3 separate regions of the Mus musculus genome follow, and all the other regions are linked to region 3. A link is a loop called in an ENCODE intact Hi-C map of the cell type or tissue named here. Cell type or tissue: heart. All regions are shown on one strand. Links, peaks and the distances in the headings refer to the core of each region. The heading gives the core; the rest is flanking DNA. Region 1 holds the start of Abcc10 (ATP-binding cassette, sub-family C (CFTR/MRP), member 10). Region 2 holds the start of Polr1c (polymerase (RNA) I polypeptide C). Region 3 holds the start of Zfp318 (zinc finger protein 318).

Region 1 (10,454 bases), core at 883-8,882, 55 kb after region 3:
TGGCTGTTGTGCTGTATTCTCCAGAGAAGACTGCTCACATGGGTTTAAGCCAGTAGGAAGTCTTTTTTTTTTTTAAAGCGGGCCAGCAACCGAACTGGGTGTTTGGGGTCCCAGTATACCCCTGAGCCTTTCTTGGGATGAGATTTTAAGTACAAACACCATGTTCTGGATTGACATACCTCAGTTAACAAGAACAGTTAGCCAGAAGCAGAACTACAGAAGCTAAAAGGCAAGGTTAGAACATTTAGAGACTTTCCCAGTACTAGATGGACATTGATGGACTAGGCCTTTGTCTTAGTCTTAGCAGGTGGTGCTGTCTCCATGCTGAGTGTTAAAGCCTGAATGGTGCTTCCATCATAGAGTCAGTTGTGCTGTCGTCTCGGGGCCCTGTTACATAGCTGCCTTGAGAGGTTTTCCAGGTTAGATTTTATGGCTGCTAGACACAGTGTCCCTTTCAGTTCCTGAGAAACTAAGGCGCTCTCTCAGGCAGTGAAGCATTCACACGGCTTTGTGCTACTCTGTATGTTCCCTTAAAAGTTAAGGAAACATGGAAGCGTTGACGGGACAACTGGTCTTAGACATTAATCTTCTGTACTCTGTATAGCTTGTAAATGTCATTTGTCATTACATCCTGGCAACTACAACTGGATTGATCCTGGCAATTGCCTCTATATTCTTTTACTGATAGGGGTATAAAAAGTCTGATTGCTCTCAATAAAAAATTGCCTCAGCCTCAGTCTTGCTCCAACCGAGCCTGGTAGATTTCCTTGGCCAGCCTCTATCAGCTAACCTTGGCCAGGTAAGTAAGTGTGGATGCTCGCATATCTGTAGTGTGCCTGGATGTAGGCATGTGCACCGTGTGCATGTGGGTCCAAGAGGTTGAGAGAGGGTGATGGGTCCCCTTAAAATTGGAGTTATAGAGGTAATGAACGGCCATGTGGTGCTGAGGACTGGATCCTGTGCAAAAGCAATAAGTGGACCTCTGAGCCATCTCTGCGGTCCCTCACTGCTTCTCCTGTGAGAATACATCTTCACTGAGCTAAGGAAAAGCAATGTTCTGGCTGAGCCTTTCCTACATCCAATTTGGAATTCTACCTAAGTGTTGGGAATTGGACGCTTTGTCTCAATTCAGCTCCCAGAGGCCGCACTTCCAGATCTGAAAGTCCCGGCCCCTGGCCCCCAACCGGCTTCCACTGATAAAGAATTGCAGAACAGCCAATGGCTGGGCAAAAAGATTGAGGTGGGACTTCAAGATTGCTCAGGCATGGGACTGGGAGTGAGGAAAGGAAGAGAAGGGGAATCACCATGATTTGGAGGGAGGGAGCGGGATGAGGTGTAAGAGCTGCAGGAGAGACATCACCCAGCAACGTAGGTGGAAAGGGAAAGCAGCCTATGGAGGGGGGTGGGCTGCCCAGAAGGTAACAGGGCAGCAAAGATATAATATAGATTTAGAAGGTGTTGAGCCAGAAATTCCAGAAGGAAATGTGTGCTAGCTGTGGGGCTGCTACATTCTGTCTGGGGGCTTAGGGTGATGCTCGGTTACCGAGGTGACCTGAGTTTGAATCCCCAGCACCCACACCGAAGCTGGGTGTGGCTGGGCCCTGGCACTGGGGGGAAGCCAGAGATAGGAAGATCCCAGGAGCTCTCTGACCAGCCCGTCTAGACAACTGATAAGCTATGTCTAGCAAGCCCATGAAAATATCTCTCTTGTAATTTTGGAGGATCGAGTTTAATAATTTTCAAGAAAACAACCCCATTGCCTCTTAAATCCAGCTGGGCAGCTTTCTTCTTATTCCTTCAATGGGTAGAACCACTCCTAAACTTGCCATGGGATGTGTGAAATGCATAGACAACACTGGCGAGAGATTTTGTGATGGGTAGCCAAAGAAAATATCTTCCTTTTTAAAATGTCAATCCACTCACAGGTCTCTTGTGTACCTTCACCCATGGTCAAAGTCAATGTGAACACGGGACACGCTCCTCTATGGCTTACTGCTTCCCTTGAATAAAGCTACCTTTCTACTGCTGTAAGTCTGTGTGGTCCCTTATCTCAGTCCTGTGAACAAGAATCCAAGAACTGGGAAACATTCAGCCTAGATTCCTGTGGTTGTGTGTTCTCCAGACCCTGGAAGGGGAGAGGGATGGGGAGCAGGATCCTGGTCCAGCTGGGTTTGAGTGCTGAATGCTGGAGAGGCAGGAGAAGGGAGAAGACTCCTCAGGAGTCTTAGTGTTATGGCTCATTTAGGTTCCTTTTCTTTTTCTTTTTTTAAAGGATTTATTTATCTTATTTATACGAGTACACTGTTGCTGTCTTCAGGCACACCAGAAGAGGGCATCAGATCCCACTAAAGATGGTTGTGAGCCACCATGTGGTTGCTTGGAATGGAACTCAGGACCTCTGGGAGAGCAGTCAGGGCTCTTAACTGCTGAGCCACCTCTCCAGCTCCCTTTTCTTTTTAAAGATTTATTTATGTTATATATATATGAAGACTCTATCAGCATGTACTCCTGCATCCCAGAAGAGGGCATCAGAACTCATTATAGATGCCTGTGAGCTACCATGTGGTTGCTAGGAATTGAACCTAGGACCTCTGGAAGAGCAGACTACTGATCTTAACCGCTGAGCCATCTGTCCAGCCCCACTCTATTTTCTTAACGTATTTATTTTGTGTGTTTGTGTGCACATGTGTGAGTGTGTGTCTGTGCAGGGGCACATGTGACTCGGCATGTGTAGAGGTTAGAGAGCAACCTGTCAGAGCTGCTTTTCTCTTTCACCCAAGGCAGGCCTGGGGATTAAGCTTGGGTCCGCAGGCTTGAAAGTAGGTGACTTCATCCACTAAACCATCTGGCTAAATTTTCAACATTTCTGTAGCATTATCAGATGAAGAAGAGGAGGAAGAGGAAGAGGAAGAAGAGGGGGGAGGAGGAGGAGGAGGGAGAGGAGGAGGAGGAGGAAGAGGAAGAGGAAGAAGAGGGGGGAGGAGGAGGAGGAGGGAGAGGAGGAGGAGGAGGAAGAGGAAGAGGAAGAAGAGGGGGAGGAGGAGGAGGAGGGAGAGGAAGAGGAAGAAGAGGGGGAGGAGGAGGAGGAGGGAGAGGAGGAGGAGGAGGAGGAGGAAGAGGAAGAGGAAGAAGAGGGGGAGGAGGAGGAGGAGGGAGAGGAAGAGGAAGAAGAGGGGGAGGAGGAGGAGGAGGGAGAGGAGGAGGAGGAGGGAGAGGAAGAGGAAGAAGAGGGAGAGGAGGAGGAGGAGGGAGAGGAAGAGACTCCTGGCTTGGGTTAGAGAGATGGCTTACTGGCTGAGAACAGTTTGCTCTTGGGGAGGACCTGAGTTTAGTTCCCAGCACCCACATGGCAGCTTACCACTATCTGTAAGTAAAGTCCCGGAAGATCCAATTCCCTCTTCTGGCCTCTGCAGGTAATGCATCAATGTGTTGAACAGACACACACATAAAATATATGCAAGCAACACACACACACACACACACACACACACACACACACACACACACACGCATAAAATAAAAACAAATGAGTTTTTGTTTGTTTGGTTGGTTGATTTTTCGAGACAGGGTTTCTCTGTGTAGCTCTGATTGTCCTAGAACTCACTCTATAGACCTGGCTGGCCTCAAATTTAGAGAGCCACCTGTCTCTGTGTTCCATGTGCTAGGATCAAAGGTGTGAGCCACCACGGCCTGGCTAAAAACAAATTAAGTTTTTAAAAAGGAAAATAAATGTAGGCCGGGTGTGGTGGCACACGCCTTTAATTCCAGCACTTGGGAGGCAGAGGCAGGCAGATTTCTGAGTTTGAGGCCAGCCTGGTCTACAGAGTGAGTTCCAGGACAGCCAGGGTTACACAGAGAAACCCTGTCTCAAAAAACCAAATAAATAAATAAATGTAGAGCTTTTTATTGAGACCCAAGGGGAATCTTCACAATTACCTATGGAAGTACTTCTCTTCAGGGAGATCTTCATGTGAGTGGATATTGTGTATCCATGCCTCATCAATAAAGAAAAATGTTCTTCCCCTTGGAGGGGTTTAAGCCATGAATAAGAATTTGAATTCTCAGCCGGGTGTGGTGGCGCACGCCTTTAATCCCAGCACTTGGGAAGCAGAGGCTGGCGAATTTCTGAGTTCAAGGCTAGCCTGGTCTACAGAGTGAGTTCCAGGACAGCCAGGGCTACACAGAGAAACCCTGTCTTGAAAAACAAAAAACAACAAAAAAAAAGATTTTGAATTCATTTCTCTCCCTGTACCTTCTGTCTCTGTTGTCTAATATGTCATTTATCTGTGTACTGTGTGTATGATTAATAAGGGATATATATATATCAGAAAACATGGCATGTGAAAGGAATAAGGACTTTCTTCTAGAAATATTTTTAAATAAATTTAAACAGATTGAATACACAGTAGGGAAACAAGACAGGTACATAATTTTAAATGTCTCAAATCTTTAATTTGGTTTCAAGGTCTTCAGTTTCTGAAGGCAAATATTTTGGGGGGAAAAAAACCCAAACTATTCCCACAACACTGAACACTCTCATGAAGTCAGTACCAATATACACCTTGCAAACATAAAGCTAAAATGAAACTAATCTCATCGCGCTGCTAAAATTGGTGGGTCAGGGTCCGAACCAACATCTATCTGGATAACCAAAAGTTTCCGTTCTTCCCATCACTCTGAAATATTTAGGAATGACTAAGCAAAGCACGTGACCTGAACACTTTTTTTTTAAAGTTTATATGTATGTGTGTGCAGGTGCTTACAGAGACCAAGAAGGCCTTGGATCCCTGGAGCTGGAGCCTTCTTACACGGGTGCTGGAAATCAAATCCAGGTCCTGTGCAAGAGCAGGAAGCACTCTTCTTAATCTTTGAGCCACAGCTTTAGACATAAACATTTTAAGGCCTTGACATAAACATTTTAAATTATACAAATTTCACAATACTTGGGTTGGTATTATCATCTCAATCGAAAAAAAAAAAAGCCAAAAAAAAAAAAAACAAAAAACAAAAAACCAAGGCTCAAGTAAGTTGGATACTTTCAAGATCTTGTAGCCTTAGGATACAGGAATAGCCTTTTGTCCTCAAGCATTCCTCAGCGTGGCAGGCATGTTTGGATTTCCAGCTCTTTAAACGCTGTGCATTTGTCAACTAGTATGCAATAGGTAAGCGAGAGCGAGCGCTCCACGTGCCAGGGTCTTAATGAATTTGCACAAGGACAGGACTGGGTGGGTCACTGCGCAAGCCAAAAGACAGAAACGTGCGCAAACACCATCGCGCTCCCGGGACAGCTCCCCGAGGCAGAGCTGTACGCACGCGCAGAGGCTGGCACGCGTTAGAGCATCCTTACCCCCATGGGCGAAAATAACCAAAAACTGCGAACAGCACCCGTTAACAGGTCTTCCTGCCTCTAGAGGGCCCTAGCATCGTGGCGCAGCACCCTGACCTGGCAGCGCGTCCTTTCTCACCCACAAACACTTGAGATATTAAAACAGCTCAAAGGCGCTTAGGTTTCCAAGTGCGGGAGACAGGAGGGTGAACGTAAGTACCAGGATCTAGAAACTGGCCTGCCCCGGGGACAGCGACTTCCTCTCCAGCCCCGGAAGTACCTCAAGAATGGGCGGGCTCTAGCTCGAAGCGGAAGCAAGGGGCGGTCCCGCCTAGGGGGCGGGGATTCAGCGGGGGACTCAGTCCCCGAGCCTTGTCACTCTTGGCTTCCGCCCGGGTGAGGTGTCTATGGAGGGGCTCCTGGCCCAGCTGTGTGGCACGGACGCGGCGCGGCCGCTCCCGCTGTGGGAAGGGGACACGACGGGCCACTGCTTCACCCAGCTGGTGCTCAGCGCCCTTCCCCACGCGCTCCTCGCCGTCCTCAGTGCCTGCCACTTGGGCACCCCAAGGTGAGACTGCAACGAGGCACCAACTCACATCGCTCCCAGATGTCCCTGGGATTGCGAGGTCTCTGTAGGGCAGAAGCAGAATAAAAGCTGACTGTTCGCACTCAGTTGAGCAAGCCACCTACCTTCTCGGAGTCTCCGCAGTTTTGAGCGGGTTCAATGACACAAGGCGTTTAAACACCGAGTGCGGCGCCTGTCATATCCTTAAAGTTGCCAATGCATCTCTCTTGCAGAGTTTTAAATGTCCTAGTGGAGCTGCCATGAATTGGAGGCAAACTTAGATAAACGTTTTAGCAAAAAAAAAAAAAAAAAAAAAAAAAAAGGATGCTTGTATAGGGCCAGTGGCACGCCACTTCCATCCAGCAAGCCCTGCTATCCCTAGGCTAAAAGCCCATGTAGACTCTGCTGGAGAGAAGCTGTAGGAAGAAGAGTAACGAAATCAAAATCTTAGAACTAACTTGGCTTTGTGTTGTGAGGTGTTGGTGCTACACTCGCCTTGATTTTATATTTAGTTCTTGGATGGCCAAGTTAAGTCCTTCTGTCCCTTTTGCAGAATGAAGCAAAAGCCTAGAAGAGGTTAGTACAGACACCCACAGCAAGCCTGCTCAGGTCAGGCATGTGAAGCCTTTAATCCCAACTCTTGGGAGACAGAGGCAGGTGGATGGATGCCTGTGAGTCCAAGGCCAGCCTGGTCTACAAAGTGAGTTCCAGGCCAGGCAGGGCTAATAAGAGAGCGCCTGTCAAAAAAAAAAAAAAAAAAAAAAAGGGGTGGTCTAGTCTAAGCTTTTCTAGAGGCAGAGGGATCTCAGCTTGGGCCACATGAGAGGGAACAAAAGGAACTAAAGTGTCTAGTTTATAGATAAACATTTTTTAGGACTGCAAAGAGCTTAACAGACTCAGTTGAGTTGTTTTGTGTTGTTGAAATAGGGTGTCATTCTGTATGCCCGGCCTAGAACTCAAGGAGATCTGCCTGCTCCTGCCTTCTAAGTACTGGGATTAAAGAAATATGGCTCCAGCCTCACCCTCTGCTTTTTTGATCAGTTGGTTGATTGATTTTGCCCAACTGTATGACTGTGCACCACTTGGGTGCAATGCCTGAGGAGGCCAGAGGGGAGGGCATCAGATCCCCTGGAATTGGAGTTTCAGACAGCCATGAGCTGCCATGTGAGTGCTGGGAACTGAACCCTTGGTCCTCTGTAAGAGCAGCCAGTGCTCTTAACTGCCCGGCTGTCTCTCTAGCCCCAATTTCATTCTTTTTAAAAATACTGGAAGAGTTTTATGCATAAGAGTGTTCGACAGCAATTATTCATATGTGCTACATGCATGTCGGGTAAAAGATGGCATTGGGTGCCCTGGAACTAGTGTTACAGAGGACAGTGAGCTATCATATGGGTGCTCGGAACTGACCTCAGATCCTCTGCAAGAACATCTCTACCAACCCAGTTTTCTTTTATGTGAACTTGGAAATGCATTCTGATAGTCACTGCTATAACTTTTTTCTCTTTGATTTTTTTTTTTTTTGTAAGACAAAGCTTTGCTATGTAGCCTTGGAAATCTTTTGCATCTCCACCCTACCTGGTCCTGGGATGACAAGTCTGTACCGTCACGACTGACCCTGTGTTTGATTCTCTTTGAGGGGAGAAGGGTGTTGAGATGAGGTATTAAATAGCCCAAATTTGGCTTGAGTTTATGGCCCTCCTGACCCAGCTCCCAACTGCTGATGTTACAGGTGTACTCCACCACACCCAGCCTATATTTGAGATATTTGAGGGTTCCCCCCTCCCCGCCCAGGATCTTACTATATAGCACTGGCTGGCCTAGACCTTGCTAAGTAGACCAGGCTGACCTTGAACTCACAGAGTTCAAACTGACCACTTGCTTCTGCCTCACTAGTGCTGTGATTAAAGGCTGTTTCCATTGTTCAAGTGTATTGTGTGTGTGTGTCCACAAATGCCTGTGGAGTTCAGAAGAGGATAGAGGAGCCTCTGGAGCTGGAGTTGTAGGCAGTTGTGAGCTTTCTGACATGGCTGCTAGGAACTGAACTCAGCTGTCCTTGAGCAGCGAGTGCTCTTAACTACTGAGCCATCTCTCCAGCCCCTGTGTTTGTTTTTTTTTCCCAGACAGGATTTCTCTGTGTAGCCAGACTATTCCTGGAACTCACTCTGTAGACCAGGCTGGAATCAAACTCAAAGATCCACCTGCCTCTGCCTCCCAAGTGCTGGGATTAAAGACGCGCGCCAACACAGCCCGGCTTGGTTTCTTGTTTTTGATTCTTAATGTAAACCTTTTGTTGTGGCAGTTGTTGTTTATGAAAAACAGTTGTGATGTTAAGAGGAAATAGGCAGAACTGAAAGAAGTTCCTCTTGAGCTGAGAGGTCACACAGTGATGTACACCACTTCTTACAATTAGGGAAAAGACAGGAGTAGAATATTCTGAGACTTTTTTAAATGTAGGTTCTCCTGTTACAGGACAAGAGCTGCAGGTAAGTAAATGTTTCCCTAGGAGGTTTCAGGTGACTTTCAGGCACTCTCTTGTGGACCCTTTTTATAAAAAGTGTGTATCTTTGTGTAAAATTCGTGGGTTTTTCTCATTGGAATCTTCACAGTACATACAACCTTAACTCAGGCTTGTTTGTACCTGTGGCAAAAGAATGAATCAGAAAACCTGTGGGCAAATTAGAAAATGGATTGGGCAATCTAGGAAGGCTTCCTGTAAGGAGAGGCTTTGTAAGGAGGGCAGGAGTGCCATGTGCAGACCAGAAAGGGAATTTACCTCCTCCCGCTGGTTGAAGGTGATGGGTGTGTCTGAGCCATGAGTCACCATGATCTGCGGTCTTCTTTTCTTCTCTTTCTTTCCCAGGACTACCAATCACTCCCCAGCTCTCAATCCTGGCTGGCGCCTCCGACTCGCAGCATCCTTCCTCCTTTCCATCTTCCCACTGCTAGACCTCCTTCCAGTTGTTTTGCCTCCAGGGTCACGCCCAGGGCCCTTATGGCTAGAGGTGCTAGCAGGGTGTGTGACAGCTGTGGCCTGGTTCACCCACAGCCTGGCCCTGTGGGCACTGGTTCATTCCCCTCATGGCCGTTCCCGTGGACCCTTGGCCTTGGCTCTGGCAGCCTTTCTACCAACCCCGGCCCTGGTACTAACTCTGCTGTGGCATTGCCAGCGAGGTACATTTCTGCCCCCACTTCTCCCAGGACCTCTGGGCCGTGTGTGTCTTCTCATTCTGCAACTGGCAGCAGTCTTGGCCTATGGGTTGGGCTGGGCAGCCCCTGGGGGACCACAAGAGCCCTGGACTCATGATCCCTTCCTGTCCTCTGAGAGTCAAGAAACAGAGGTAGCTGAAGATGGAGAGAGTTGGCTGTCACGCTTTTCCTATGCCTGGTTGGCACCCTTGCTTGCTCGTGGAGTCCGAGGAGAGCTCCAGCAGCCCCGGGACACTTGCCGCCTCCCCCGCAGGCTGCATCCTGCCTTCCTGGCCCGAGTTTTCCAAGCACATTGGAAGGAGGGGGCCCAACTGTGGAGGGCCCTGTACAGGGCCTTTGGATGTTGCTACCTGGCCCTTGGACTGTTGAAGATGGTGGGGACCATGCTGGGATTCTCCGGGCCTCTGCTGCTCTCCCTCCTGGTGGGCTTCCTGGAGGAAGGTCAAGAGCCTCTAAGCCACGGCCTGCTCTATGTCCTGGGGTTGGCTGGTGGGACTGTGATAAGTGCTGTGCTGCAGAATCAGTATGGGTATGAGGTCCGTAAAGTGACACTTCAGGCACGAGTGGCTGTGCTGAGCACCCTCTACCGCAAAGCCCTGAAGCTTGGGCCCAGCCGCCCTCCCACCGGGGAGGTCCTGAACCTACTAGGCACCGACTCCGAGAGGCTGCTCAACTTTGCTGGCAGCTTCCATGAGGCCTGGGGCCTGCCTCTGCAGCTGGCCATCACTCTCTACCTGCTGTACCAGCAGGTGGGCATGGCCTTCCTGGCTGGGCTGGTCTTGGCGCTGCTGCTGGTACCTGTCAACAAAGTGATTGCCACCCGAATCATGGCCAGCAACCAGGAGATGCTACGGCACAAGGATGCACGGGTTAAGGTGAGGGGCTTCTGGGGTCCTTCGGCCATTTGGGGGGCCCCACCCAGCAACAGGCAGAGAAGGAGCGCGAGCCACGTCTGAGCTCCACAGCACTCTTCTGTCCCTGTCTCCAGCTCATGACAGAGTTACTGAGTGGCATTCGAGTCATCAAATTCTTCAGGTGGGAGCAGGCTCTGGGGGACCGAGTGAAGGCTTGCCGGACTAAAGAGCTGGGACGACTCCGTGTTATCAAATACTTGGATGCAGCCTGTGTGTACCTCTGGGCTGCCCTGCCAGTGGTCATCTGCATCACCATCTTCATCACCTATGTCCTCATGGGGCACCAGCTCACTGCCACCAAGGTGAGCGCTAAGGAGGGGCGACTATTGCTGTGACGAAACACCAGAACCAAAGCGAACGGGGAAGGGAAGGGCTGATTTCACTCGCCGTTCCATGTGACCGTTCATCATCCAAAGCAATGAGGGCAGAAACTCAGTCAGGG
Region 2 (10,454 bases), core at 1,015-9,014, 140 kb after region 3:
CTTTGAACATACCAAACAGGAAAGTGGGGTTGCCCAAATCAAAGGGTGTCAGTTCATCCCAGAGCCGTGGGGAATCGGGGTGGGTGGGGGCGTGTAAAGCCGCCACAGTGAAGCTGAGTTTTATCTCTGATTGCAGTGGGGGCTTCATTAGTGCAACAGGACAGTAGAGTAGGCAGAGGAAGTGCCATTCTTTAAAAAAAAAAAAAAAAAAAGCGAGTCAGAGGGTGTGGTGGCACCTTCAATCCCAGCACTCAGGAGGCAGAGGCAGGTGGGTCACTGAGTTCCGAGCTAGCTTGGTCTACAGAGTGAGTTTCCAGGACAGCAAGGGCTGCACTGAGAAACCCTGTCTCAAAAAAACGAAAACAAAAGTGAGCCAGACCTAGACACGTGCCTTTAATCTCAGTTTTTGTGGAGAGGCTGATGGATGGATCTCTGGTCTACCTGGTGAGTTCCAGGAAAGGCAGAGCTACACAGGGGGACCTTATCCCACCCCTATACCTCACAGGCAGGGGGAAAATAAAAAAATAAAACACCCAGCCCTACTCCTATTAACTGTATTTAACCACTTCAGGTTTGCCGGTGCCTGCAGAATCCAGAAGAGGGCGCTAAAGTTAGGAAACCCTGACCCACCCACCACGGATGCTGAGAACTGAGCTACTGATTCCTTGTCTTTGCAAGGGGAAAGACTGTACACTCAGTGCCATCTCCCCACCCCTAGGTTTTATTTTTAATTATGTTAATGCTTGTGCCTGTGCAGTGAGTGCAGGCACCCTGAGGTCCTTGGAGGAGCTGGAGCTAAAAGCAACTGTGAACCATCCAGCAGGTTTTATTTTTAATTATGTTAATGCTTGTGCCTGTGCAGTGAGTGCAGGCACCCTGAGGTCCTTGGAGGAGCTGGAGCTAAAAGCAACTGTGAACCATCCAGCATGGGTGCTGGGAACTGGTCTAGTCCCCTCAAAGAACTGTATGGCCCTAAGTGGTTTGGAACTCTGTTGACTGGGTTGGCCTTGAAGATCCATGTTCCTGTGCACCTGCTGCGATGAAAAGCAATGTACACTTGGCCTGGATTTCCTTCCGTGGAGGTTAAAGGGTGCTGGTCACTAACACTTAGACCATGCTTAGCTTCAAATGTCAGCTGATGGGGACATTCTCTCATGATAGCACAGGGGTCTTTGTAATGATGTAAGTGGAAATTTGTCATTGTTGCCCTGGCCTCTCAAAAGGACAGCCAGCCTAGCATTATACATGAGGACTGTGGGCTGCCTACCCACTGCTCTGTGGGGCAGTAATGGGCATCAGAACGGGTGGCAGGAGGATGGCTGCCAACAGGAGCTACAGGTCTAGACTTCAATCAGTATTTTAATTACCAAGTCTATATTTAGGACAGAAGGGGAGTAGAGAGAAAGGGGGTGAGGGCCTCAGAAGAGCTGACCCATATTCTGCACTTGGCTGCAGAGACTTGCAGTCCTAGCTGTGAGTTCCTGGTCTTGTGCCCTTCAGAAGCCAAGCCTGGTGCCCAGCAGGTGTTTAGGCAGCCACAGCCTGGTGGCTGCAGACCTGGGCACACACATCCTCAGTACTGTCCTTTAATCTTCCTCTGCCCCGGAGCTGGGGGTCAGGGCAGGCCGAGGATTTCAGAGAGGGTCAATGTGACTGCAGAGTCACTGCTATTGCCTTGGCGGTAGCATTGATCACAGCGACGGGCAGCCTGGCAGCAGGGAGCACAGCGGGGATGTCTCTGGGGACCCTCTGCATGGGTGGGATGTTGGGGCCCTCCAGGGTGTCCAGGATCCCTAAAGGAGGGAGGGTGGAGAATGAGTGGCCCCCAGGTCAGCTCACCCAGCCCACTCCCTCTGCAGCCCGCCACTCACCCTCCACCACTTTGTGGTAGGCGAAGTGCAGATAGAGCAGGAAGAGCATGTGCAGGGCAGCCAGCGTGCCACAGAGCAGCAGCCGCTGAGTAGGGCCCACAGTCCGCGACACCAACACTGCCACCTAGGGCCACAGGTAGACAGTTCAGAAGGCCCTGTCAAGTGAGGGATGGAGCAGATACTCCAAGCCTGGGGCAGAGCTGTCAGTGCATCCTTCTAGAGCTCTTTGTGGGGCAGACAGCAAAATCTGCTCAGCTTACCATGCGCAGGGTAGAGAGCCCACCCACCAGCAGCCAGAAGAGGTAGAAGAGGGCATGAAGGTGGATGTTATAGGTGATGAACAGGACTATGCAGTGCCCGAAGAGGCCGTAGCCCTGGAGAGAGAGGACAGCACCATCACTTGGGCTGCACAGACCTTTGGTCCCGAAGTGGGGTATTTTAGCTCGCTGCTCCTATCCCGGTCTGCCCCCTGCTCCTCCCATCCCAGGTGTCCCCCCATCCCAGGTCCACAGATGGCAGAGTGCAGCAGACCCCCCAGCCACCCCCAGGCTCGGCTCCTTACCAGCAGTGCCAACATCTGTAGCATGGTGATCTGGGCGTTACACAGGTAGGCAAGGAAATAAATGAAGGACGAGACACCCAGCCAGTATCCAAAGCAGGTGCCTATGGCTGTGCCCATGAGGGTGCCCTCCCGCTGTGGGGTGAAAGCTCTGCTTAGGCTGAGAGACCTCTGGCCTCAGCCTTACCCAGGGCCTTTTGCGCAGGGCTGCCCCTGCCTCACCTCCACCAGCCACCCGTCTCCCCTAAGGCCGGTGTCCTGCTTACGATAATGGTGTCAGAAGTCTTCATTCCATGCAGGAGGATGGCCACCAGTGTGAAGACCAGCATGAGCGGTCCGTAGAGCTCGCCCGCGACTTTCTGTCAGTACAGTAACATGCTTACTAGAGACTGCCAGCCAGGCTTAGCTTGGTGGCCTCCCTCCCCTGCTCTGAGGACACCCAGGCTTAGCTTGGTGGCCTTTCCCTCCTTACCTGGGGGAAGTTGACCATCTTGATAGGGATCATGGACTCCAGGAGCCTGGGAGAGGAGAGGAGAGGAGAGGAGAGGAGAGGAGAAGAGGAGAGGAGATATGAAGCAGCACTATGTCGTGCTCTGCAGGACAGGGCCTGCATCCTAACTCATGTCTCTACTGCCAGGAATGGGGCTAGCCCAGAGGACACACTGGATGGGAGGAGGGAGGCTAAAAAGGGGATGACAAAACCACCTTGTGGAAGGACAGCCCTCTGAAACTGAGCTGAGTGGTAAACTTGGAGAACCGGATTAGACCTACATGGCCTACAGAAGACGGGCGCGAAGCCCCAGGAACTGTACAACTACTGAGGGATGAGGGAAGCATCCGCTTCCTGCCTCCTCTCCATTACTATTCCACGCAGTGAGCATTTTTCTGGAAAAATATACTTGAACTGGTATTAAAAAAATTCACACAATAAAAAAAGGGATCATTTCTTCCTGTACCTATGGCTACTGTAACTTGGGTTTTTCTTGTTTTTGGCAATGTTTCTTGGACAGTATTTCCTCTGGTAAGCCTTCCCCTTTGAGCCCCACCCCCACCTTCACCGACAGATCAGATATCATCAGGACAGTGCTCCACACAGACCAAGAACCCGTGTGTACTCGCTCGCTGGCCCTAGCTTTTCTATCAGTTCTGCTTAGAGGACGAATGAAGAATGAAGCCAGGATTGAATCCTCCTTTTGATAAGCAAGTTAATGACTATGCTCTGGTATTCAGGTGCATGATCTGTCTGTCTGATGCTGGGGGTGGGGTGGGGGTGGAGGATAAGGGTGGACCTGTTGGTGTTTGGGGAGACCGGCTCAGGAATAAGAATGCACTGCAGTTTCAAGAGCCACCCTGAAGAGGAGAGAACTGTCTAGGAGTCCAGGTGAGGGAGGGACGAGAACAAAGTGAGTGCCTGCCATTTAAAGGATGGTGGTGTGGAGGGAAGCGGGGTAGGAGGGAAGAGGGGTTAGCGCACTTGAGGGGTACCTAGCCAACTGTACCTTTCACCAAGTATTCACAACATGTTCAGTTCAGTAATGGGGTTGCAAGTAGGGGAGTCCACCAGAGCTCAGGGCTCTGAGTCTGAGTGAAGTCTGGATGAGGGTCTAGATGTGAGGACAGATGTCTCAGAGAAGGCGCCTCACCTGCTTCGGACCTGGGCAGGCTCCACATCAAAGTAGGGTCTGAGGATGTCAATGTTGGCATACAAGCTGAAGGCCCTGGAAGCCTGTCTCTTCCCTGCCTGCCACATCTGAAGGGAAATGGGTATGATGAGACTCTTGGCTCTAGATTGTTATTCAGTCTCGGCGAGATTTACGTGTGGGTCTAAGTGGAAAACCTCGATCAATTTAGGACATGCATAGGTCCTTTTTTTTTTCCCCATTGGCTTACCTGATCTGCTACCTGCCGGCTCAGTTGTCCTTTAAAGCCTTTCATGCCAAGAAACTCCCCATCCTCTTCTTCTGCAGCAGCTGCATCAGCATCTACTTCTTCCTCCCGCAGGCGCTGGTGCAGCTCACCCATGTCCTCGAAGCTGGAGCCTGAGGTATCGTCCATGTTCTCCATATCAATCACAGCCGAACCCCCACCCTGTGAAGACAACGGCTCGGAGAGTGAGGGGCCCTTCCATTGCATCCTCCCCGTTCTCCGCTCAGCTGACAACTTGAGGCTTTGATCTTCCACTGCCGAGGACATGGCTTGGAACTGCCACTCTTTCAGTGGTGGCAACTCTTGGTCGCGTCACTTTTGTGGTCCTGGAAACCCTACTATTTATTTTCAATCCACGTTGTTTTCCTACTTTCCACCTCAAAGCTCCAAAGAGTTGCAAAAGAGCCCATCTGCCATTCCCAATTCTCAAACAAGCCTATTTTTAGGGGGTGCCAGTGGATCCTAGCCTCCAGCCCCCACAGAGAGCCGAGGCCCGCGGGAGCCCTAGTTTGTCCCTTTCACGCCAGCACAAGAGCTACACCCTTCCCCGGGAAGACTCAAAGGGGACAGGCTGCGTTTCAGCGGAGCCGACCTCTAGGCCCCGCGAGAGAGAACAGCAGCCACCGTCCGGACGCCGCCAGCCCGGGGCTGCTGGCAGCAGGCGCGCTCCATACCTGGATGTTTTCTTCGAAGCCTCCCCATTCCGGGCCAGCACCATTTCGGACGCCGCTGGCCGGCGCCGCCGGAGTCGCCATGTCCCTCGAGGCTTCCCGTCGCTGGAGCACGCGCGCGTGGGAAGAGCGTGCGACCCGGGTCCGAGGGAGGGAGAGGTTCAGAGGGGCGACCGCCCGGGCAAGGTGGGGATCCGCCGGGACGCCGAAGGGAGAAACCCGGATGTTTGGCCCCACTTGACGTCCGGAAGTGAAGGACGTGGACAGAGGCGGGGCAAGATCTCGCGACATTCAAGATTGCGGGAGCCCGAGCGTTGCTGCGGAGACGCAGGCGCGGACTCGCCTCCTTTTACAGCGAGTGGCGGAAGATGGCGGCGGCTCAGGCGGTGGAGGAGATGCGGACTCGCGTGGTTCTCGGAGAGTTTGGGGTTCGCAATGTAAGAGATCGGGGCGCGGGAAGGATGAGGGCGGCACGGGGAAGTAGAGGCCTGGTGTGAAGGCTGGCCACACTGCCCTTTCTGTTGGCTCTAGGTCCACACCACGGACTTTCCCGGTAACTACGCCGGTTATGATGATGCCTGGGACCAGAACCGCTTCGAGAAGGTGGGTAGAGCTGAAGGTGCCCAGTCGGCCCGAGGGGCCAGACCTCGCAGGTTGGGGTGGGGGTCGCTGTTTCCATACAACACGCTTGAGCTCCATGGACGGGTCAGACACGGTGGTTGCTCTCGGTGGGATAATGGACCACACAGACAAGTTATTCCAGAATAGTAAGATAGCGGTGAAGATGGCTGGGATATGGTCAGGAATCATTGATGCACTGAATCCAGCTAACTGAAGGGACGTAGTTAAAGGTCAGTGAAGGGAATGGCATTTGAATTAAGCTTTGAACTATGAATAAAAGTTGAGTAGTGAAGGCCTGATTGGAGCTTCATTATATATGATTTTTTTAAAATTCACTTTGAAACTGTTTCTGTTTAGCCCTGGCACTCTCTCTATAGTCCAGGCTGGACTTGAACTCAGCCATCTACCTGCTTCTGTCTCTGCCTCCCATGCACTGGGATTAAAGGCATGAGCCACCACGCCCAATTTAGAATTTTTGAGTAGACTGATAACATTTTGCAATCTTGATAGCCAGGAGGGAATGAATTCTGGTGAATCTGCCAGCTAGTGTATGCAGGCTGAAATTGGGGGCATAGATGAACTCCAGACAGTACTAACGGAGTAAGGCAGGGAGAACTAGACGATTTGCACCAGTGCTCTGGGGAGGCAGTGTGTGAGAGAAAGGACTTTGTAACTTGAGGACCCTAAAACTTTCTTGATATGCGTGTTTGCCTGCATGTGTATTTGTGCACCACTGTGTGTTAGTGATCCCTGCAGTGTGAGGAGAATGTTAGGTCCCACCAGGTGCTGGGAACCAAACCCAGTTCTTCTGCAAGGGCAGTTAAGTGCTCTTAATAGCTGAGCCATTTCTCCAGTGGCACTGGGGAACTGTTGCTGGCTGTGTCGTTTGCCAAGCAGGAGAACAAGAATGAGGGTACACTCAGGTGCCTGCTTGTGAAGTCTATGTGCTTGCTTGAGCCAGGAGCATGGTGGAGGTCAGCCAGGGGATTAGAACCTAGGAGACAGGAACGTTTACTGTGTGGGTGGAAGGGGAAATTTAGAAAGAAGAGCAGATAAGGAAATTGGTGTTCAAAATCCAAGGGAATGTAGTTGAGAAAAGTAGGTATTAAAAAATAACGACAACAGACATGCAAGTATCAAACGGTCTAAGTAGTGTGGGAAGTTCTGCTTTTTGTATAGTAACTTCTCTGGGTGGTTTGTGGAAAATCTGGGAAGATTGGGCATAGTGGCGCACACCTTTAATCCCAGTACTTGGTAGGCAGAGGTAGGTGGATCTTTTGAGTTTGAGGCCAGCCTGGTCTACAGAGTTCCAGGACAGCCAGGACTACATGGAGAAACCTGGCCTTGGAAAAACCTAAAAAACAAGAAACACACAGCCTTGCCCCCAAGAACAGGACTGGAGACAAAATGTCTACTGAGCACCATGACTTTAGGGTGAGGGGATAGTGCAGGGTAGGAGCCAGGCAGGAGTCATGCAGGAGCTTCCCTCCTTCTAGAATTTCCGTGTGGACGTGGTGCAAATGGATGAAGACACGCTGGAGTTCGACATGGTGGGGATTGATGCTGCCATCGCCAATGCTTTCCGGAGAATCCTGTTAGCTGAGGTATTAGAGGACGTGGGCTGGAGGGTAGAAATTGTATCAATTTGTAGACGCTTTTCTCAAAGCCATCCCTCTGGGGCAGGTAGGGTGGTTCACACCTATGACAGTCTGGGCTACATAGTAAACATTGTATCAAGAATCTGAGCCACACGCCTTTAGTCCCAGCACCCCAGCACTCGGGAGGCAGAGGCAGGTGGATCTCTGAGTTCCAGGCCAGCCAGGGCTATACAGAGAAACCCTGTCTCAAAAAACCAAAAAAAAAAAAAAGAATCTGAAGGGCAAAATGAAAAAGTGCTGCCTCTTCCTTTTCCAGGCAGGGGGATGGGTGGAGGTCAGTTGTCTGCTTTGCCTCCTTGGGCAGGTGCCGACAATGGCCGTGGAGAAGGTCTTGGTGTATAACAACACGTCCATAGTCCAGGATGAGATCCTTGCTCACCGCCTGGGGCTCATCCCCATCCTCGCTGATCCTCGTCTCTTTGAATATCGGAACCAAGGTGAGGCTGAGAGCTTGGGATTATGAGTTAGGCAGAACTGACCTGGAATGCATGGGCTCAGGTCCCAGGCCTACTGCTGGGGCTTTAGTTGGCATCTTGTACATCTGCCTTCGCCTGGGAGAACAGCTGTCCCCACCCCACCTCTAGTCTCACTGTGTACACCCTCGGAACACAGCGCTAGCAGCACTCAGGCTCTCTCCACCTTTACATTCTTCCTGGGGATTGAACTTGGGTCTTCAGGTTGGAGCAAGCATGCACCCTCACTCTGTGAGCCTTCTTGTCAGCCTGGTATTAGAGTTGATATGGCCAGGCACGGTGGTGGACAGCTTTACTCCAAGCACTGGCAGAGGCAGGCAGATGTGTCCTGAGTTCAAGGCCAGCCTGGTCTGCAGAGCAAATTGCAGGACAGCCAGGGCTGGTAAAACCCCCGCTCAAACCCAGCCCACCCCTGCTGCTTCTGTGCAGGAGAGGAGGAAGGAACAGAGATAGACACGCTGCAGTTCCGGCTGCAGGTCAGGTGTACCAGGAACCCCAATGCTGCCAAGGATTCCTCAGACCCCAATGAACTCTATGTCAACCATAAAGGTGAGAAGCAGTGGGAAGGCCTAGGGCCGAGCGAGGGTCAGACTGGATCTGCGGCTTCTGACTTCATATTTCCCTCCAGTCTACACCAGGCATATGACATGGGTCCCCTTGGGAAATCAGGCTGATGTCTTCCCAGAGGGCACAATCCGTCCAGTGCACGACGACATCCTCATCGCTCAGCTTCGGCCTGGCCAGGAAATTGACTTGATGATGCATTGCGTCAAGGGCATTGGTGAGGACCTAGTGAGCCCGCCCTGGGGGGTGGGCCAGTCTGATTGCAGCAATGCAGTCGAACCAGGAGCTCAACTGGGATGTTAGCAGCAGGCAGAAAGCCAACATGCTTGTGTTGTCCCAGGCAAAGACCATGCCAAGTTCTCACCAGTGGCCACAGCCAGCTACAGACTGCTACCGGCCATCACTCTGCTTGAGCCTGTGGAAGGAGAAGCGGCTGAGGAGCTGAGCCAGTGTTTCTCCCCTGGCGTGATTGAGGTGGAGGAAGTACAAGGTGTGTTTGGTGCGCAGTGGGACTAAGACTAAGGTGTTTTCTTTGAAGGTAGAAGAAAAGGAAAGCTCTCCTAACAGGCAAGCTACCATACTGTCTTCCTTAGGTAAAAAGGTGGCCAGGGTGGCCAATGCTCGGCTGGATACCTTCAGCAGGGAAATCTTCCGGCATGAGAAACTCAAGAAGGCTGTGCGGCTTGCCCGGGTTCGGGACCATTATATCTGTGAGTACTCCTTGGATAGGATTTAGAACTAGCCTGTATTAGAGGTAAAATCCTGCTGGGACTGAATGTTTTCTTTGGCCTCTAGTTTCTGTGGAGTCTACTGGAGTTTTGCCACCAGATGTGTTGGTGAGTGAAGCCATCAAGATCCTGATGGGGAAGTGCCGGCGGTTCTTGGATGAACTGGATGCAGTTGAGATGGACTGAAGCTTACACACATACCTGGGAGGGCGTGGCTGCTCTTGGATCTTTTGCACTGCTGTGCTGTTACTAGAGGTCCCTTTCCAGTCTCATTTCCAGTCAATACATTTTATTAAATGTGCCACAGACACCTTTGCCTTTGTAAGGCCGTTGTTGTAAATAAATTGCTCTTGGCAAGTTCTTTTCAGGCTTTTTTTTTTTTTGTCTAGTAATGAGCCTTGCCTCAGCAGGTTGGCATTGGCAAGGACCAAGGTTCGCTGCAGCTGCTGAGAAAGGCCAGATACAGAGAGTGCACTGCCCTCCCTCCACCTAGCTCTCAGGCTTCCAACCAGGGCTGCCATTAGTCAGCCATGTTGCCACTGTCAGCTCCAGAGAAGACAGCTAGTGTCTTCTGGACAGATGCTAAGTGTGCAGGGCTTTGTTGGCTCATCATCAGGGCTTTCTGATTAGTACCCCTAACAGGGTGCTTGGAAGAGTCACTGGTTTGAAAAAGGAAAATAGGGCCCTTCTGTATGAAACAGATTTTTACTGACATGCAGATGTACTTTAGTTAGCATTTCTACAAAAGGTTCTATAAACAATAGAAAATTTCTAGCATGAAGTCATAGGATGTTAAAAATATTACAACATAATAAATACAACTACATCCTCCACAGCCCTAAGCAGACAGGAGCAGGCAGCTATCGAGTGTGGAGGGCAACACTGAGCTCACCTTTACAACCTGCAGACCCCAAGCACCAGGCAGGAGGAGGACGGCCTTGTGCAGCTGTAGGGTGGACAGTGACCTCGATTCTAGTTGCTATTTCCCAGCTCTGACTTTGCAACTTTACTATGCATGACTGTGTCCCACACTAGGTCAAAGTTGGGGCTGGGTGGACAGTGGGCGTGCCAACATCCAGAGAAATAGGCAGGACTAGGTCTCGCCCATCTTGCTCTGTTTGCTTTGTGCCCTTCCCAGGGACCTTAAGGACTTAAAAGTGTTGGCTCTGACTGGAACACTTTTAGAAATGACCCTTGAGAAGAGAGTCTTCAGAAGCTTAAGAGACCACTGAGATTTCCAAGGCACCTGGACTCAGCTGTCCCAGGAGGGACAGTGGCTGCTTGGCTAACTTGTCAGAAGCCTACCTGGTCTGGATTACTTCTGTATGGTTGGTGTCATCAGACACTGGGGAAACCCTCGAGGGTCAATCAGAGAAAGGCAAG
Region 3 (10,454 bases), core at 1,491-9,490:
GGTCCTGCCTACAGTTTCCTACTCTGTTTGAGTTCCTGTCCTGACTTCCTTCAGTGATGGACTACAATTTGGAAAGATAAGCCAAGTCCTTTCCTTTTCAATTTTGCTTTTGGTCATGATGTTTCATCATAATAGAAATCCTAAGTCACTTGGCTGTTACCTAAAAACCTAATTAACAAGACTTGACAGATTCAATAAAAGAGAAAAAAAAATTAACATGGTCTATTAGAAATAAAGATTTTATTTAAAAAAGTGTGTGTTTCTGTGTCTGTGCACAGCTATGTGCACCTGAGTACAGGTGGTGTTGAAGGCCAGATGTGGGCACTGGATTCCTTGGAACTGGACTTACAGGTCTGTATTTGGTTTTGAGTTGCTGGAAATGGGTTCTAGAAACTGAACTCCTGTCCTCTGCAAGAGCAGCCAAGTGGTTTTAACCACCAAGTCATTTCTCTAGCCCTGAAAATGGTCTATTCAATTAGCCGAAGACTAGACCCACCATCAGGAAACATAACGAATATGCTAATGGCGCTACAACCTGATTTTACTGGACACTAATCCATACAAAAAGTAATCACACCTGGCAGTATGGTGCACTCCGAACTCTGAGTTTGAGGTCAGCCTGGTCTACAAAGTTCCGGGATACCTAAGGCTACACAGAAAAACCCTGTCCTGAAAAAACAACAACAAAAAAAGTAACCACAAACACGCAGGTGATAAAAATATAAAAAAACAACCCAACAGTTCTCATGTAGACCCTTATCTCACTTTCTCTAAAACACATGATTCTGGAAGCATTATAGTTCTAAACATTTTATGAGGAAAATTAACTTTTTATTACTTAAAAAGAGAGTTGTTGCCAGGCAGTGGTGGCGCATGCCTTTAATCCCAGCACTTGGGAGGCAGAGGCAGGCGGATTTCTGAGTTCTAGGATAGCCAGGGCTATACAGAGAAACCCTGTCTCAAAAACAAAAACAAAACAAAACAAAATGAGAGGTGGGGGAGGTTAGTTATCAGAAGCATATACCCATAACAAAGAGGAAATACAGTCTAAGTACCACAAAAACCAGCAAGGAAGGAAGAGACTCACACCCTGTACCATCACCCCGGGGAGTCCACCTACTCAATCATCTCCCAAAATAGAAGCAGACGGAAGGGCAAGAACCATTGACTCAATTAGGATCCAGTCAGATACCTCGAAGCTCAACCTTCAGAAGTTTCTGTGCTATATGACTGTCCTCCCTTGCTTCACTGCACCCATAGCCAGTGGAGCTTAAAGTAAATATCACTATCCTCAGATTTCCAGCCCAGCTGTGCCTATCTGCCTGCCTGTACACTATACAACACTCAACAATGCCTGTAACAAACACTATTTCCTTGATTGATTACTATGAGTTACTTATGAAAACTCCACTGTGTTAGACAGAGATTTTGACAGACATGCTAAGATGGAGAACAGGCTGTCCTGCACTCCCATCCATACCTTTTTCCTTTTGTGAGGTAATAAAGTTATTTAATCCTCATATATAACTTTTAGTAATTAAGGTCTACATTCAACACTGTATAGTTTACTTTTCCTTAGCACTCAAGAACTGTAAGCAGTAATCACACAAAAACCTTAAAGATCTCTAGCTTTCTATTACTGCTTCATACATTTAATATACACACATGCATTATTTACTTAAATGCTTTCAGGATCTATATTCTGGCCTGAATATGCTAAAAAAAATCATTAAAAACTAATTTTGGCCAGGCGTGGTGGTGCACGCCTTTGATCCCAGCACTCAGGAGGCAGAGGCAGGCAGATTTCCAAGTTCGAGGCCAGCCTGGTCTACAAAGTGAATTCCAGGACAGCCAGGGCTACACAGAGAAATCCTGTCTCAAAAAACAAAAACAAAACAAAAACAAAGCTAATTTTGTAGTTGAATGTTGGGGTCATGCTTGTAATCTCAGCATTCAGGAAGCAGAGCAGGAAGATTTTTGTTGAGTTCCAGGTCAGCCAGCCAGGGCTACACACACTGTCCCATACCTTAAAAAAGCCAAGTAGACTACCACAAGCCTTTAATCCCAGCACTGGGAAGCAGAGGCAGAACTCTGTAAGTTCAAACTCATCCAGGGCTATAGTAAAATTAAATCCTCCATCAATAAGAAAACTTTAAACATTGTATACAGTGGGGCCTATGCCTTTAATCCCAGCACTTGGGAAGCAGAAGCAAGAGGATCTCTGAGGCCAGTCTGGTCTACCGACTGAGTTTCAAGACAGACAGGATACACAGAGAAACCCTCTCTTTAAAAAAAAAAAGAAGAGGAGAAGGAGGAGGGAGAGGAAGAAGAAGAGGAAGAGGAGGAGGGAAAAAAAAGAGACTTTCCATTTTGTCCAAAACCTTCATTGTATAAGGGGATCTTTTTAGATTTTAATCCAATATTTGATTTATGTTCCCTTAGCTTCTCTTTCTACTTGTACCATGATGTTCTTTTTCTAGCATACATTATATTCAGAAACAGAATCTATATCAACATACTCTTCCCACTCAGAAAGCCTTTTCCAGTGTTCTATCTTCCACTGGACACAGATACTGTTTGACTTCAGTGCTGGCACCAACTTTCAGATACATCACTCAGAAAACAACAATATTCTGCCTTCCAGAGCAAGTATGGTGCACCTGCCATAGCTGAAGCCTACCTGTCCATGTCCTGCAGACCATCCACTGGAGATCCCAGCCGGTCACTGAGCCGCCGCCGCTCTGGTGTGCTAACACAGAAGTGGTCATTGCCAACTGTGATCCTTAAACTCTCCTCCAAAGAAGAATCAGAACACAGACCAGGAGAACGTCTCTACAAAAAGTTAAAACAAAAGTGAAAACATGAACACATCTCTATGCCCAAAATGTTCTCCTTACTTATAAAATTGTTGTCTATCACGGTAAGGGACCATTCTACAATAAAAAAGAATTTAGAAGTTTCCTTAAGAGGAAAAAAATCTCTTGAGACAGTTTCTGTATAGCCCTGGCTGTCCTAGAATTCACTCTGTAGACCAGGCTGGCCTTGAACTCAGATCCACCTGCCTCTTGTTTCCCCAGTGTAAAGGCGTGCACCACCACCCTGAGAGAGGAGAGGGTGAGTTTATATTCTCCACTCATTCCTAAAAATTGTCCACTGTGTAGCAGAGGCTACACAGAAAGATTCTGTCTCAAAAAACCAAAGGGGGGGGGTGGGGAAACAGGACCTCTTTTTGTATGAAACATGGGAATAGCCAAGTAAAAATCCTGGCTCTCAGGACATAGACACACACACATTCACACACACACACACATATATGTCTAACTAAAGGAGAAGAGGCAAAACCAATTATGTTTTAAGTACTTTAAAAGACAAGGAAAAGGAGGGATCACTCAAAAGAAGATGATTAGAGGTAGTATTTCTGGGATGCTGCTACTAAATCGAAGGCACATAGGTCCTTCAAAGAAAAGCACATGTTTCAGGCCAAAGGAAACAGCTCAGGAATGAATCAGTATGCTTTGGGTAACAGAAAAGAGGCCAGGACAGCTGCAGCAATGTCACAGAGAAAAGAGAGACAAAATTAGGAAATTTGGATTTGATAATGTGATAAGAGGCACAGGAGGGTTTCAAGCATTAAAGTCATGTGAGCCAACTACAATTTCCCTCCTGATGCTTGGACTACTTGATCTCTTATCTCTTACGGTCTTAATCAAAGACTCACTTCTCATGAGGCTTTTTTCCTTGAAATTGTAACTTGATTTTGGTTTTAGCCCTTAATCACATTGAACACACCACGGAATTTCTAACTTCATCTATTTATCGTAACTGTATCTAATTCATGGCAGATGCTCAATAGATGCTTATTAAATGTATAAAATGAAGGCTGAAAATCAGTGTGGAGGCTCCAGTTAAGAGTGAGTTCCTCCAAAGGACCAGGCACTCAACCATCTTGCTGACAACCATCTCCAAGGAATCCAAAGCCTCCACAACATCTGCACTCCCACATATATACCTCATTCACAGGTACACCTGAACACACACTATTCAAAATATTTTTAAAAATCAATTTGATGGCTGAACACAGAAAAGATAAATGGTGAGTAGCAAGGCTCAATTACGAAGAAGGCAACTGTACCAATCTGAGGAAGAGGCAGCAGGGCCTTCAGAGTGGTGAGAGATGACAGGATAGCCTGGGGGCTTCCCTTGAAGCATGAGGTAAATGTTCGGGTGGTAAGAGAAAGCATTTTCCTATGGGACGGAGAACTGGAGCTGGAGTGAGTACAGCACCCAGAAGGGGGAGGCTGCAGTATTCTACTCGATTCCTCTCTAGTGAGGGCTTTGAGAAGTCTTCACAATGTGACAAATCAGTTTATGACCAGAACACTAGGGCACTGTAGTGCCAGCTGAGGGGTCACTATCACACCTGCACCTTTATTTAAAATTAGGATGCTAAGATTCCAAATCGGGTTTTACAGTTTTGTAAGCCCTACTGAGTACTACTCAGCTACACCCACCACAACCATAAATTAATCCCACATTTTGTCCCTCCAGCAGCAGCACATTTTAACATGTAAAATCGCAGGCTGTGAGAATCCAACATGTGAGCTGAACCACAGCTCCATCACTTGTGTGTCACCTTGATCAAGCTACTTAAACCTCTCTGAGCTGGTTCCTTGGCTGTGATAACACCTATTGCTATTGCTTTACCTCAAGGGACCGTGAGCCCTAAAAGATTGCTGGTAGCTGCTCTTGTGTCTCTAGCTGATGGCAGCAATCACAATGATTGATTATGCACACCTCTCGTCGGAATAACAGCTATAACTGAGACTCCATGACAGCTAAAGCATCCAGTCTGCTTTGGTTCAAGCTTTCCTCACTGGCCACCAGGCATTTCAGATGTTCTGCTAAACTCGGGCCTTAAAGCAACGAATTTGATCAAACCCAAAGGGAAACGCCAAAGCGCCAGTCAGTATGGATGAAATGCCCCTCGCCTTGGAGAACTTTTCCACATAGCAAGAGCGAAAGCCTCTTCCCCCTAGAAACCGGGCGTCCTGTTCTGTTCCAACACGGGTGACCGAACGGGTCCCGGGTCCGTTATTGTGTAAAGGAGGCACCCAGGACTGTCAGGGAGCGGGGAAGACTCGGACATTCGGACTCTGGCCTGAGGGCCCGGGGGCTGGGGACATGGGGGCAACATGGGCGAAGGGTGGGATTACCCGACTGCCGCCGCCGCCGCCTGGATGGTCTCCGCGGCCGTCCCGGGCGAAGTCGGCGCGGGACTCGCCTCGAATGCTGCCTCGGAAGCCACCCAGGCCAGGTGGGTAGTGTCGCCGGCTCCGCGGTGGCGACGGGGAGCCGCGACGGGCGCGCGGCGGGGACGGGGAGCCACGACGACCCCGCGGAGGGGATGGCGAGGCCCGGCGGCCGCGGGTCGGAGACGGTGAGGCCCGGCGGCCGCGGGGCGGGGACGGGGAGCCGCGACGACCCCGAGGCGGGGACGGCGAGGCCCAGCGGCCGCGGTGGCCTGAGGGCGAGCGGTGGCGGCGGGCGGGGAGCCGCAGCGAGGAGCAAGAGGGCGGCGGCGGCGACGAGGGGCGGCGTGTGGGGCCTGAGGAGGCGCCCACGGGACGGCCCGGCGGAGGGCCGCTCGCGCTGCCGTCTTTCGACCGGTGCGAAGAGACGGAGGAGCGGGAGCCACTGCGGTACATGGCTACCGGGAGCGCCGCGGACGCCGCTCGGGAGCGTGCCGCCACAGCCGCAGGCACCGCCGCCGCGGACACCGCAGCGCGCCGCCCTCGCGGACGGAGCGGCCCCCTCCCCGCGGCCCCGCCCCACCGGCCAGCGGTTGGAGGGCGCGGGTACGCGCCGACACGCCACACCCCCTCGTCCTCCCAGGCTCTCCCGCGGCTGGACGCGGAGAGCGGCCTCAGGAGCCGGGAGCCGTGGGGCGGAGCGCTGAGCCTGCGCGAGCACCAGGGGCGCGCGCCCTGAAGTGCGCAGGCCCCGCCTTTCGGCCCCGCGCAAAATGGCGACCGGCGAGCCGCCCACCCCCTACTCCCCCGGAGACCACGTGATGCAGAGAGACCACCCCTCTCCTCCTCCCGGCGCGGTGGGCGGGGCCGGAGAGCCCGGTGAGTGGGCGGGGCCAGGTTGTAGCGGAGGCCTCAGTAGCTTGGTTCCCAGGCTCCTGGAGCGTGCGTGCCCATAGCAATCCACCTGCTTTACAGAAATGATTATATATAGTGAGAAAGCAAACGACCCCCTACACTCACACCTAAACCCTGTCAGAAGCTACGAACCTCAACGAGTGTCCATCCCTTTTCCCCCAGAGGAAGCTTGACGTAGTCGGGTAACTTTCCAGTCCAATAACTTATAGAGGTTTAAATCGAGAAATGAGAAAGTACAGAAAAGTGAAAGTCAAACACAACAGACATCAGTAAAATTTCCAGATGTTCTAGCCAAGCATTACAGTAAAATGGTGGTGAAGGCCACTGTCGGAGCAACCCATACCGTGACAGGCCTGGCAAGTGTTTTGAGATATCAGTGGTGCAGAAACACATGGAGGCAAAAACTCATACACAGAAAATAGAAATAAATGTTTAAAAAGAAAAAGACAAGACCCTAAGGGTCAGTCAAAACATAGGAAAATAGGGCCTGGGTAGAGATGGCTCCGGAGGTCTTTTTTCTAGCACCTTCGTGGTAGTTCACAACCATTTGGGGCTCCAGTTTCAGAGGATCTCACACCATGAAAAAACCAAAAGTGAGGAAATATGTTGAACCTAGACAATAGCTTCATATTTTTCACCAGCTAAACATAAATCTTGAATTTGTGTAAAAATCACATTTCTGAGCCAGGCATTGGTGGCACAAACTTTTTAATCCTAGTACTCAGAGGCAGAATCAGGCAAATCTCAGAGTTCAAGGTCAACCTGGTCTACAGAGAGAATTCCAGGGCAGCCAGGGCTATACTGAGAAACCCTGTCTCGAAAAACAAAAAACAAAAACAAACAAACAAACAAAAAACACCAAAAAACAAGAATCAGATTTCTGAAAAGAAAAAAATATGACTTTGTTAATTTGTTTTTAAATTATGTTTAAAATATAAGCCGATTTGCTTATTTATAAATGTCATAAGCTTCCTATTTCAGAATAAAAATCTTGCTTCTGTCCCTTTTTTTTTGAGAGTCAGGTTTCACTATGCAGCCTTAACTGGTCTGGAATTTCCTATGTAGATCAGGCTAGCCTTGAAGTCATGGACCTCCCACCTGGCACCAGTATAAAAATGTTACCAGCTGTATTCCCTTACACTTGTTTGCTTTATCCTATATTATTGATATAATTTGTAAATATACGTTATTTTGATGAAAAAGCTAATCTACCAGAGGTATGTGCCCTGTCTTTATTATACTACCTATGTATGTATTTAGTTATCTCCATCTACTTTAGTAGACGAGGAAAGATAAATCACTATGTATATTTAGTTGAAGTCAATGCTTATTGTACATACTAGGGTCTCAGTTGCCTGAGGCTTGTCTCAAACTCAGTATGTATCAGAGGATGTCTTTGAACCCCTAATCCTCTGATTCTACTTCCTAAGTGCTGGGAATATAGATATGGAGTACCATTATTTAGAACCAAAATTAATACTTTTTTTCCTTTTTTTTTGTTTTTTTTTTTTTTTTGTTTTTTCAAAATGGTTTTTCTGTGTAGCCCTGGCTGTCCTGGAACTTGCTCTGTAGACCAGTGCTGGGATTAAGGGTTTATGCCACCACTGTCTGGCCAGAATCAATACATTTTAAATTGGGATTTGCTGTTCTAGTATTAACATTGTCTCCTATGTCTTTCTCCAATAATAAAGTGTTTAGGGGGGAGGTCCCCTTGTGGGTGGGACCATCTCTGGGCTGGTAGTCTTGGTTCTATAAAAGAGCAGGCTGAGCAAGCCAGTAAAGAACATCCGTCCATGGCCTCTGCATCAGCTCCTGCTTCCTGCCCTGCTTGAGTTCCAGTCCTGACTTCCTTGGTGATGAACAGCAATGTGGAAAGTGTAAGCTGAATAGACCCTTTCCTCCCCAGCTTGCTTCTTGGTCATGATGTTTGTGCAGGAACAGAAACCCTGACTAAGATACTTTAAGCAAAGGGCAAGTCTCTCCTTCTTGCCCTCCGTGCCTGCCCTCTGCAGATTAGTCCTGTGCCTCAATGGAAGTCTTTGCAGAGTCCTTTACTTTCCAACACTCTCTGGTATCGTGAACAGTAGTATTATTGCAGCATACAAATGTGCAGTCCAGGGTCCCAAAGCCTCCTGGGCACACACCTGGGTGACCAGGCTTATGAAGTGATTCTCACAGCCTTCCAAAGTTCCAGGCTCAAAACCAAACAAACCTTTAAACTTCCTTTCAGATAACAGCTCCACACTTGACGCCTGGTAAGATCAGGGAGTGGGTTAGACTTCTGTGGAAACTCTTTCTTCCCTGAGTGGAATGGTGGGAGAGGGAATGCAGAATCCAAAGGCAATTCTCCAACACGGTCCTCAGCTCTCCTCAACAGGCTGGATTAGGAACGCCAGGAGGCAGGCCGGTCCCCCATTTCTCACCGTGTCCCTCTGGGATGAAGGGATGGAGAACCCGACATCTACTAAGGGGCTTTCTGCCTTGGAGGCCTGTGCTGAAAGGTCAACGACAACAGGAAAGAATCTAATTAAAACCATCTCCCAGCTGTTGTCTGTCACCGAGTCGATGCATTCTTACTTGTCTTTTGATGAACATGGCTAAGAGCCTTCACACACCGTGGGCTGTCCTGTGGGACCCAAGTCACCTGACGAATCTCCCGTCCCTAATGTGATGATTTCCAGAAGTAGGGTTAGAGAAGGTGTGAAAGGCAAGGTGCTCTCAGTGTGGTTGTGCCTCATCAGAAGAGAAAGAGACATGGAAGTCTGTTGTTCTGCTGTGTGTGGTCACAGAGAAGACAGCCATGCACAAAGGAGAGAAGAAGCCTGAGCTGCTGACACCCCGATGTTGGACCTCTCAGACTCTACAACTATGAGAAGTAACTGTCTTTTACTATTATTTTGAGACAGGATCTTGCTTAGTTCTGGTTGGCTTCAGATTTGTAGCTGAAGATGCCCTTGGATGCCTGATCGCCCTGCCTCCCCAGGGCTTAGGGGTTGGTTACAGGCCTGTAAAGCACACAAGGCCTGAGAGACTGTCATTCTGTAGCCTGGGCAGGCCTGGAACTTACTGTATAGCCCGAGCTGACCTTGAGCTCATCACAGCCACCCTCCTGCTTCAGCCTCCCAAGTACTGGGATTACAGGTGCAAGCTGCCATGTCTTGTTAAATATCTATTATTCAAGCCTCTTGGACTAGGTACATTGTCATAGCATTCTGTTATGGTTTTAATATGAAACTGTCTCCCACAGCATTGCCTTGGAGACAATAGCTTGCCCTCGTCCCTTCCTGCATTCCATTCTCCAGTGCTGTGGTACCGATCTCTTTGTTCTGCCACATTCTTCGTGCCACGATAGACTAAATTGTCTAAAACTGAGGCAAAATGAAAAAAATCCTACCTATGTTATCTCCTCTCAGGTGTCTCTCACAGCAATGAGAGGCCAACCAGCACAGACAATGGGTATCTGAGAAGTCGAGTCAGTAATGGGGTTGTTTGCCTTGACCACGTGGTTCTTAAACCTTGGGAACTGATCTTTCTGGAGGAATTTGGAAATTCAGACTAGAAAAACCATAGACTATTTCATTTAGTGAGTAGTTTTTGTGTGAGCTCAGAAGACCAGAATACTAGCATGACCATGGACAGAAAAGGCTGTATTCATGAGATTCCAGGTCAAAACGAGGACTTTGTTGTGGACCAGACTAGAAGCCACTCATGTTACATCCTGGGAAGAAACATCTAAATTCTGTCCACATCCTGAGACTTTGTAGGAGGCTGAGTTAAAATGTGACAAATTCATCTCACGGAGGACATCAGTCTACGTGTGCAGAATGTGATGCAACATGGTTGCTTCTGTCTACTTTTAGTCAGACTTATAATTAGACTCTGTAGCAGACAGCAAATAAAGGTGACATGAGAAACTCGTACTTTGGTTAAGAAAAGCCAGAGCAAGACGAGATCAACAGCATCAAAGAGGACTGGGCGTGGCAGGACAGGCCTTCAGTCCCAGCCGTTGCAAGACAGAGGCAAGTGGATCGGCTACTTCAAGACCAGCCTGGTCTACAGAGTGAATTCAAGGACAGCTATGTAGGGAGGGAAGCCGTAGGTCAAAAAGAAATGGGGTTGTGAAGATGTGGTTCAAAGGTTAAGAGCACTGGCTGCTCTTCTAGAGGATCCAGATTCAATTCCCAGCTCCTACAGAGTGGCTCACAACTGTCTACAACTGTCCAGTCCCAGGGGTTCAATGCCCTTTCCTGGCTCCATGGGAACCAGTTATACTCCTGGTGCATATACATA

Evidence for each region. Peaks named below come from ENCODE experiments on the same cell type or tissue, not always from the same donor. Only the 100,000 strongest peaks of a DNase experiment are listed, where the experiment ranks them.
Region 1: it touches region 3 in a loop (4-fold over the local background); 18 of 42 quality-filtered maps call a loop at or near these places.
Region 2: a loop joins it to region 3, with 5 times the contacts of the local background. A loop is called at or near these places in 4 of 42 quality-filtered maps.

What each region holds. Positions count from the first base shown.
Region 1 is chr17:46,323,212-46,333,665 of GRCm38, reverse strand. Abcc10 (ATP-binding cassette, sub-family C (CFTR/MRP), member 10) reads left to right here and starts at 5,643. Exons shown (of 21, transcript NM_170680.2): 1 at 5,643-5,894; 2 at 8,752-9,973; 3 at 10,087-10,314. The coding sequence starts at 5,734. In heart, for the core only: a CTCF peak has its summit at 5,414 (motif pointing right); a DNase peak (open chromatin) is centred at 5,635; H3K4me3 peaks cover 1,871 bases; H3K27ac peaks cover 1,430 bases.
Region 2 is chr17:46,242,905-46,253,358 of GRCm38, reverse strand. Polr1c (polymerase (RNA) I polypeptide C) reads left to right here and starts at 5,314. Exons shown (of 9, transcript NM_009085.2): 1 at 5,314-5,464; 2 at 5,559-5,630; 3 at 7,145-7,252; 4 at 7,611-7,743; 5 at 8,209-8,328; 6 at 8,408-8,560; 7 at 8,684-8,833; 8 at 8,937-9,053; 9 at 9,139-9,439. The coding sequence starts at 5,396. The coding sequence ends at 9,257. Yipf3 (Yip1 domain family, member 3) reads right to left here and starts at 5,279. Exons shown (of 9, transcript NM_145353.2): 1 at 5,031-5,279; 2 at 4,321-4,518; 3 at 4,074-4,180; 4 at 2,903-2,948; 5 at 2,697-2,789; 6 at 2,434-2,565; 7 at 2,132-2,245; 8 at 1,872-1,995; 9 at 822-1,793. The coding sequence starts at 5,111. The coding sequence ends at 1,645. Xpo5 (exportin 5) reads right to left here. Exons shown (of 32, transcript NM_028198.3): 32 at 9,761-10,454. In heart, for the core only: a CTCF peak has its summit at 2,018; DNase peaks (open chromatin) are centred at 1,838, 2,718, 5,298, 8,608 and 3 weaker places; H3K4me3 peaks cover 2,893 bases; H3K27ac peaks cover 1,695 bases.
Region 3 is chr17:46,379,090-46,389,543 of GRCm38, reverse strand. Zfp318 (zinc finger protein 318) reads right to left here and starts at 5,778. Exons shown (of 10, transcript NM_207671.4): 1 at 5,214-5,778; 2 at 2,681-2,832. The coding sequence starts at 5,705. In heart, for the core only: a CTCF peak has its summit at 5,960; DNase peaks (open chromatin) are centred at 5,143 and 5,943; H3K4me3 peaks cover 2,618 bases; H3K27ac peaks cover 1,862 bases.